2 separate regions of the Homo sapiens genome follow, and region 2 is linked to region 1. A link is a contact called in ENCODE Hi-C or POLR2A ChIA-PET data. All regions are on one chromosome and are shown on one strand. The core of a region is the stretch at or near the end of the contact, and the rest is flanking DNA. Distances in the headings are between cores, read along the strand shown. Region 1 overlaps LDB2 (LIM domain binding 2). Region 2 overlaps LDB2 (LIM domain binding 2).

What was found. A loop is a pair of places that touch in the nucleus more often than their neighbours do. ChIA-PET counts read pairs that join two places held with the same protein, here RNA polymerase II (POLR2A). Pooled maps may share reads with other maps.
Region 2: a pooled map shows a loop between it and region 1 (3-fold over the local background). The contact joins two enhancer-like sites. A Hi-C loop is called at or near these places in 9 of 168 maps with a recorded cell type or tissue (Right ventricle myocardium inferior, cardiac septum, endothelial cell of umbilical vein and 2 more) and 8 of 50 pooled maps. POLR2A ChIA-PET finds 5 or more read pairs at or near these places in 2 of 52 experiments (A673 and H1).

The regions. Positions count from the first base shown.
Region 1 is chr4:16,817,273-16,822,026 of GRCh38, forward strand. All of the region lies in intron 1 of LDB2 (LIM domain binding 2), which reads right to left. Among named protein-coding and RNA genes, the nearest start is that of LDB2, 79 kb to the right of the region's middle. RefSeq lists an enhancer at 736-1,287 and a silencer at 3,998-4,223. Within about 2 kb of position 3,244, at least 2 of the 41 ENCODE cell types and tissues checked have a DNase peak (open chromatin) inside an H3K27ac peak, as active enhancers do; they include endothelial cell of umbilical vein, where a contact is called at or near this core.
Region 2 is chr4:16,861,219-16,865,867 of GRCh38, forward strand. All of the region lies in intron 1 of LDB2 (LIM domain binding 2), which reads right to left. Among named protein-coding and RNA genes, the nearest start is that of LDB2, 35 kb to the right of the region's middle. Within about 2 kb of position 1,758, at least 5 of the 41 ENCODE cell types and tissues checked have a DNase peak (open chromatin) inside an H3K27ac peak, as active enhancers do; they include endothelial cell of umbilical vein, where a contact is called at or near this core.

The sequences.
Region 1 (4,754 bases), core at 1,994-4,493:
GATATAATTCCTATTCTCCCCAGTCTTCCGCATGATTTGATGTCACAAATATGATTAATGTGCTACTCAACCTCTTGTCCACCTCACTAATGTTAAAGAACAGTGGCCCTGCTACTAAATGCCATTCTGACAAATGTCCTGTCTCTTTGCCCTTTGTTTACAATTTTTTATCTCTTTTAAGCCCCATGGGGATATTCATTCCTAAGGCCAGTTTGAATTAATTTTGCAAGTCAGATTTCAAGAGACCTGGAATGTAGAGCAAAGCCCTGCTCACAATCCAACAGCAGTAAAACCCAATCCTCTGAGCTGTAATCTAAGTCAGTGTTCAAATATATATTTCTTTGCTGTAGAATAATAATAATTGCATAGTGCTTTCTATGTGGAAGGTCCTGTTCTAAGTACTTTCTGTGTACCAGTATTGACTTTCTTTAATCCTCAAAGTAATCATATAAGGTGGGTATAATAATTATCTCCACTTTAAAGATGAGGAAGCTGAGGTATAAATCAATTAAGTATCGAGCGCAAGGAGTCAATCAAGTGAGTCTTGCTCCAGAATTTGTATCATGCTGCCTCTAGGAAACTGCTTACTTGAACTATTTGTAACAACTTGAGTGTTTCTGGTTATCTATTCTTGCATAAAAAAATTAAAAAAAAATTACCCCAAAATTTTGGTAGCCTAAAACAACAATTATATTCCTAAATTTTATAATTAGGTGGGTCAATGGGTTGGCTAAGTGATTCTCTGCTCCATGTAGCATCATATGGGTTTAAACTAGGTGACGCTCAGCCTGATGGGAGGAGGGTGGCTGGGCTGACCTAGACAGTCCTTGAGACTCTCCACATGCCTGGCCCCTCAAAGGGGATAACTGGAAGGCCGGGCCTCTGCTGAACCTCTCTCTTTCTCTGTGTAGTACCACAATCTCCCCACATGGTTCCTTAGCAGGGTGGTTACACTTCTCACAAGGCTCAGTACTCCAATGGATCAAGGTGAAAGCTATCAGTCTACTTAAAGACTAGAGATAGAGCTGGCAGTGTGTCACTTTCACAGCCTGCAGCACATTCTTACCCAACACAGCCCCACTCCAGGCAGAACGCAAAGAGAGGGGAAATGGACCACATTCTCAATGGGAGAACTGTCAATGAATCTGTGATCATCCTACTCTGCCACACCAGGTATTATAGAGAAAGTTAACATTCTGGCAATTGAGTCAAAATACAATATTTTGAATTTGTTGATCATTTGTTGTTCTTTATTTTCCTTCATTGACTTCTTTTATAAGTAAAATAGAAGAACGTGAGCCAGGAATTATGTTAGGCATTTCATTCCTGTTGTCTCAATGACCACCTACCAGGGCTATGGTGAGGCTTGTTACGATGAGGGTTTAAATCCCTCTATAAAAAATAAGTACAGTAAGGCTTAAAGAGGTTAGAGAATCTACCCAATGAAGCACCTGGATTCAGCTCCAAGAAGGAAGTTGTATATATTTTTTCTCTTTGACTAAACTGTAGTTTCTTCTTATTGTATAGGACCATTGATGGGGATAAAGACAGTATGTTAACTATCACACTCAATTTCAAGACAGGGTTACTTGAATTTAGTATGAGCTAGGCAGTGTTGCTGCTCTCTCTGGATTTTGGTCTTCCAATCTATAGAGTAAATGGTTTGGGCCAGATTATTGTTTTCTGAATGTGACTTGAAATCAGTGTATTGTATAAAGGCAAAGCCAACATTTTTTAAACAAAGTAATAGAAAGTAAAGTACATCTCATGCAGAAAGAATGAGTACTGCTTGTGAATCTTTCGTTTCAGTTGTGGTTGCTTGTGTGTGTGTGTGTGTGTGTGTGTGTGTGTGTGTACAGGTCTATGTCATACAAGTGCATTTCTTGCTATAGGTTACAGATAGAAAAGTGTGAAGGCCACTGGGCTAGGTGACCTTTTATGATTCTTTCTAAATTAAAAGAAATAATTCTGGGAACATTCATAATTTCTATCATAATTTTGTATAAAACAGAGGCTATATCTAATTCATTTCGAACAAGACCCTGAATAAAATGGCCATTTGTTAGGTTATATCTGACATATTTATCAGTTCATATTTTATTATTCAAACCCCAAAAACATTCAGTACTTTAGGTCAGATTTTGGTCAAAGAAGAACCCTCCCTGAACCTCACTTTCCTGCACTCAGGAAAAAAAAAAAAAAAAAAAAGAAATTTCTGCACAGAAAATATTCCCAAGACCCAGGTCATGTATTTTGTATTCATTTCAAGCAGTATTTTTTTTTTAATGAAATTGTACTCTCTAAAAAGCATTAGAACCATCCTTCCAATTTGAGATGTAACACAATTCAATTTTTATTAAATATAATGATGTCTAGAAATTAAACCTCAAGGGAATATTTTAAAACACAAGTGTGAGCAATATCATACATTGCTAAATTAACTCAGAGGATACCATCTGCAAAATTAAAGCAGCGATCTAGGGATTCAAGTGTTGGAATTGGGGACTGAAGGAGGTGAATGAATCAGTTTCCTTTTGCACTGAAATTCCATGATTCAGCAGTTCTACAAATGTTGACAAGCACCTATTTGGAAGTATTAAGAGTCAACATAAATTGCGGATGACCTTGTTTCTCTGATCCTCTGGATTCTGTTGGTCAGAATGTGGGACCAAGTAATTTTTCTCCTCTCAAATCTAAAATAATGCAGACTCTTTCCTGTGTAGTCAGCCAACAAGCATGATATATTTTTTGCTCTACGTGCAGAAGTACTTTATGCTGCAAAATATTAATTTCTAAAATTGTGAGAAATTGGCACTCAAGTAAATAGTACATGAGGAATAAAGTTCAAATGGACTTTTGGGGAAAATGTAAGATATTGTTTACTCAAAAAATTTAGAAATGATGTGACCAAATATCGTCTTAGACTTTTAAATTTCTTTTCTGATTTCAATTTTTGCATGATAATACATTCATGGGGGGGTAGTTTAGTATTTTTAAAGCACTTTTTATTATTCATTTATTCAAAAATATTTATTGGGGATCTACTTTCTGTTGGGCACTGCTCACTGCTCTTGTTATTGGTGAACAAGAGCAGGTTCCCTGGAGTTTACAGCTTAGCTGAGGGGGAAGACAAGGGAGGAACAAGAAAACAAAGGAACACGATCACTGCAGATTGTGATAAGTGTTATAGAGGGGGAAAAACCGTCAGTGATGACTTCAGCAGTGCAGGTCAAGGGAACATCGAAGGAAGTGACATTTGGGCTGAGATCTGAATGGCAGGAAGGAGTCAGCCCCATACCGGGCAGAGCTTTCCTGGCAGTGAACTTGTTAGGGCAGAGGCTCCAGAGGAAATACGCCTGGCATGTTCTCTGTAAAGAAGCTCATGTGTACCACGCTTTCTCTTCATGTGAATATGCAGCATTTAAAGAGCTTGTTCTTCATGCTTTTAACTCTAATCCCTTTTGTTCCAAATTTTGAGAGAAAAAAAAACAGAGAACAGAAGGAAAATAGAGTAAAATTTTTCTGCACAGTACATACTCAAAATGGTCCGACAATATTTCAATCTTATTTTTAAAGTCACTTTAGGACAAAGATCAGAATGATAATGTTTAATGGTATAAGGGATGTTTCCCCCACCGCTCCCCAAAAGCCTAATTTCTCTAAATGGCAAATTTCCATTGGCAATGGTCTTATCACATACTAAATGTTTACAGTTTTTTTTAACTTTTTATTATGAGTTGATAATTTTTAAATGGATTGACCACTCATCAATTGCTTTACAGCTATAAAAGAAAAATACTCATTATTTTTTGACAGTAGAGAATGTGCAAAGTTGGAGCTAATTTTCTGCAAAATATTTTACCCATTTGGCACCTTCTTCCGTGTTAAATTGTCTCGCTTTCTCGCTCCGTCATCATTCCCACTCAATCTAAAGACAGGGAAGGTTTGGAAGCAATTAACATAAAGGAAGCATTGATCTAGCTATCCTGAGAGTTTCAGTGCAAGTTTTGGTATCAAGAGTGTTATTTTTATTTTGTTTTTCAAAAAGGTAGAAAAGAGCTCATAGCCTCTTAAACCACTAGCCGTCTACATGGAATATTTGAATTTTTTTTTTATTTTTTTTTTTTTGGAGACGGAGTCTCGCTCTGTCGCCCAGGCTGGAGTGCAGTGGCGCCATCTCGGCTCACTGCAAGCTCCACCTCCCGGGTTCACGCCATTCTCCTGCCTCAGCCTCCCGAGTAGCTGGGACTACAGGCGCCCGCCACCACGCCCAGCTAATTTTTTTTTTTTGTATTTTTAGTAGAGACGAGGATTCACCGTGTTAGCCAGGATGGTCTCAATCTCCTAATCTCGTGATCTGCCCACCTCGGCCTCCCAAAGTGCTGGGATTACAGGCGTGAGCCACCGCGCCCGGCCGGAATATTTGAATTTTATCCTTGGTACCTGAAAATGGAAACCATTCCAACATTAAAGCAAAAAAAAAAAAAAAAAAAAAAAATCAGGAATTTATAAGGTAAAGCCACTGGGCAAATCGCCCAGGTTCTCTAAGCCTCATTTTCTACAGTGAAACTAGTGGCCTCTATGATTAAATAATGAACGTGAGAGCTGGAAGGAAGGACTCCTGGAACCCATCTCAGTTTAGAGGTTTTGAACAGTTTTCTTTTTCTGGAATGTTCACACTCACTTTTTCCACCTAACAAATTTCCCAAGAGCTTTCAGCTGAGCAGGCTTAGCCCCAGAGAGACCTAGACTCA
Region 2 (4,649 bases), core at 508-3,007, 42 kb after region 1:
AAAAGAATGTGATTTTCAGTCAGAACCAGCCAGTTATAGCCCTGAATCACTGCAGGTCAGGGTTTCCCCACCTTGGCAACATTGACCTTGGTGCTGGATGGTTCATGCTGTAGGGGACTGTCCCATGAATTGTCTGCTGCTTGGCAGTATCTCTGTCTTCTACCTATTAGATGCCAATAGTGTCCCCCACCCCAAGTTGTGACAGCCAAAAATGTCTCCAGACTTTGACAAGTGTTCCCTACGGGACCATCACTATACTGCTATAGTTGCTCAAAGAACACAGCAGAAGTAACAATTCTTCAGCTTCCCTGAAGACCAAAGCCTGGCTTAGACTTTCTCCCTTCCCCACAGCTGACTCCATTCCATCTAACCTTCTCGCCAGTCCCAGGCCTCCTTCTAATCACAGGGATTATCACGCCAGTCCGTGCTTTCAAACTCTCAAGGCTTGCCCTCATGGGCTGCAGAATCTCAAATATGGCTTTTTGTGGCCTCCAGCCACGAGTCAGCTAGGTCCTGCTGCCCTAGCCATATGGTAGCAACAGACAGCCGCAGACAAACTACGCCTTGCCAGTCCTCCCTTGCACATGCTGTTCCCCCTGCCTGCAATGCCATTCCTGTCTTCTCAAATAGAAACTGGGCAGATTCATCCTCCCGAACCTATACACCTGCGGGGATACTCCCTAGGTGCTCAAGAGCTATTAGTGGAACTAAATTGACTCTTTGCTCAGATGCCCCAGCCCTTGACCTCAGTCAAGTTACCCAACCCCCTCAGACCTCAGTTTCTTCCTCAGGAAGATGGGTGCAATGATTCCTCCCATACAAGGTTGTGAGAAATAAAGGACATCGAGGCTGCCACACAGTGAATTCTCATCCAAAAGTTATTTTATCTTCCTGTTCCAAGGAGATTATTTTACAAGAATGGGCACAATCTCTGGGCTATATCTTCACATGCTTAGTATACAGAAATAGAACTAAAATCCTTTAAGTCTCTTTCTTTTGAATCCTGAGTAATACATCATTTTTTTCAATTTTTTTTTTTTATTTTTCTCCTAAATATTTGGAAGGAGAAGCCCAAGTTTGATACCAGTGTAAGGATGGAAGCCGTTCTAATCTTACATGAATCAAAGAGCCCTGGCCGGGCGTGCTGGCTTACACCTGTAATCCCAGCACTTTGGGAGGCCAAGGCAGGTGGATCACCTGTGGTCGGGAGTTCAAGACCAGCCTGACCAACATGGAGAAACCCTGTCTCTACTAAAAATACAATATTAGCTAGGCGTGATAGTGGATACCTGTAATCCTAGCTACTTGGGAGGCTGAGACAGGAGAATTGCTTGAACCCCGGAAGTGGAGGTTGCAGTGAGCCGAGATCATGCCATTGCACTCCAGCCTGGGCAACAAGAGTGAAATTCCATCTCAAAAAAAAAAAAAAAAAAAAAAAAAAAAAAAGGAGCCCTCTGGCTCTGGCCCTTGGTGAATTCTCTCTAAATAGCTCTATCTGTGACCACAATGTTTGCAACCATCAGTAGTTTTTAGAAGGTGTCCAGTTTCCCACGGGAATATAAGGAAATTGGAATTATTAAACCAAACGATAAGAGAGATGGGAAGAAAGCCACAGTCCTCCGCCCCCGAAGTCCAGCAAATTTGAACTTCTTTGTGCAACTGTTATAAAGATGCCAAGCCCCTCAGAGATTGGCAATCAGGAAAAGGAAGAGGACGAGGAAAGGAAAGAGCGTCCAGCGAGTCAGAGTCAGCTGAGTAAGGGCGCCATCCATCACCAGTGCTTCCTGGGCAGCCCGCATCGTTGGAGTCACAGAGGGCACGGGCTCCAGCCAGCCAAGGTCAGAGGAAAAAAACAACCTGGGCTTTGCTTTATTAGTTAAGTGAACGAGTCCTTAAGAGTATTGATGTATTGACTAATGATTCCAACATCCAGCCTGCTGAGTGCTCGCATGTTTAAAGGGCAAGAGTTACAAATCAACAACTTATTAATTTAATTCCTCTTTGAAAAGGTGCCAAAGATAGAGAAAGCAGAAAGAGAGGAGAGTTTACCATGTTTTCTGCAATATCACCTCCCCCTTCTCCTCTCTTAGCTAGTGAATAATCATAAACACCAGCTTATTTAAGTGCAGATTCCTGGGCCCCACATTCAGGTATTTGTATTAGGTGATGGTTTGAGCCAGGGAATTTGTATTTCTTTACTTATCACCTCCAGCACCAAGGGATTGTGGTGCAAGTGGGGAGCAAACCATTTTGAGAAACACTATTTGTAAGAGCTGATATCTGTTTTCTCCCACTTGACAGTTACACCCTGCTACATTTCCCAACCCCTCTGCAAGGAGCTGGAGCCAGGTGACTGAGTTTTATACAACAGAGGTGGGTCGGATGTGCAACACTTCCAGGCCTGACTCTAAGACCTCCTCCACCAGACTCACATTCTCTTTTTTTTTTTTTTTTTTTTTTGAGATGGAGTCTCACTCTGTTACCCAGGCTAGAGCGCAGTGGCGCGATCTCGGCTCACTGCAAGCTCTGCCTCCCGGGTTCACGCCATTCTCCTGCCTCAGCCTTCCGAGTAGCTGCGATTACAGGCACCCGCCACCACGCCCGGCTAATTTTTTGTATTTTTAGTAGAGACGGGGTTTTTCCGTGTTAGCCAGGATGGTCTCAATCTCCTAACCTCGTGATCCGCCCGCCTCGGCTTCCCGAAGTGCTGGGATTACAGGCGTGAGCCACCGCGCCTGGCACATTCTCTTCTTGCTTGTTGCCTGGTTGGATGAAGAGGCTTCAAAGGAAGCCCAGCTGCTGATGAGGAGGTCCCTGAATGATTCAGTGATGCAGAATCTCATCCTACTCCCACCTACCTGTACTCTACTGTCATTCACATGAGAGAGAGGGAGAGAGAGAAAAACCACCACCGCCACACCTGCAGCAAAAACCCTTTATTTTATTAAGGCACTGAGATTCAACAGATTTTTTTTCAGTTGCTAGTCTAACCTGGCAAATATACATTACTCTTTTCTATTCTACAATTTTATTAGATCTTCATTCTAAAGATCCAGGGTAAATGTTTTAAGGGCAAAACTAGGAAACAAACACAGGGAAAAATCAAAGAGTGATTCATCACATCAAAATCCAACCCTGCTTTCAGATATGGTAATAAAAACACCTTAAAATAGAATAGGTCTCTTGGACTTTCTTCGCACAGAAAGATGACACCATAGATCTCTGCATGCCTTGGTGCCAAACTAATACAATACAGTAAGTGTAAGACTCGGGTAAAATGTAAAGTAAACACTAAAGATGGGTAGGTCAATTACCCCCAGAGTATTAATTAAAGGCCCTTCTCAGGCCACTAGAAATACAAAGGAATCTGTCACAGAGACAAGAAAAGGGAACTGCAACCAACTCTTAAGAAATAGCCCATACCGGTTGGGCGCAGTAGCTCACCCCTGTAATCTTAGCACTTTGGGAGGCCGAGGTGGATGGATCACCTGAGGTCAGGAGTTCGAGACCAGCCTGGCCAATATGGTGAAACCCTGTCTCTACTAAAAATACAAAAATTAGCTGGGCGTGGTGGCGGGCGCCTGTAATCCCAGCTACTTGGGAGGCTGAGGCAGGAGAATCACTTGAACCCAGGGGGCAGAGGTTGCAGTGAGCAGAGATCATGCCACTTCACTCCAGCCTGGGCAAAAGAGAGAAAAATCCATCTAAAAAGAAAAGAACAAAAATAGTCCATACCATATACCGGCCAGGCGCGGTGTGGCTCACACCTATAATCCCAGCACTTCGGGAGGCCGAAGTGGGCAGATCACTTGAGGTCAGGAGTTAAGAGACCTACCCACCTGGCCAACATGGTGAAACCCCGTCTCGTCTAAAAATACAAAAAATTAACTGGGCTTGGTGGTGTGAGCCTGTAGTCCCAGCTCCTAGGGAGGCTGAGGCAAGAGAATCACTTGAAGCTTGGGGGTGGAGGTTGCAGTAAGCAGAGACAGCGCCACTGCACTCTACCCTGGGTGACAGAGCTAGGCTCTATCTCAAAAAAAGAAAGAAACAAAGAGCCCATACCTAGAGTTTACATGGTCATCTTCACACCTCCCTGGGCTCCAGTGACCAGTATTCAGAAATCACTGCCCTCAGCCCTATTGCAGGAAGCCTCTGCATTCTTCACAGGAAGGAAAAATAAGCATGGGAACGTTCCCTGCGACCAGCTTGATGCACAGGGGCTCGGGCTGCGCTGGCAGCAGTCTCAGCTCCACAAGCCCTGCTGGAGATGGCACTAAGGGCACCTCCTCACACCAGCTCCTGTGATCATGAGGATGCCCCAGCCTCCAAGAGAAGGGCCATTTTCCGTCTGGTAAATGTGTCCATGTCCCTTTCTGTGGAGAAAAAAGCATCTCCAACTCTCTTCTTTCTCTGTAAGCTAAATCAGCTTCACACCAGCAGAGAGCAGTTGACAACCGACTCTAGGGTTCAGCTCTTTGCACGTGGCTGTCTACAGTCACTCTGGGGATAATCCAATTTGACTTTGGAGAAACAAAGAGAAGGGGCATTCATCTGAGAGAGCTCAGGAATAGAATCTCTCATTCACCTTTCCAGCCACACTGGCCTTGCTGCCCCATGGACACTCCAAACACATTCCCACCTTTGTGCTT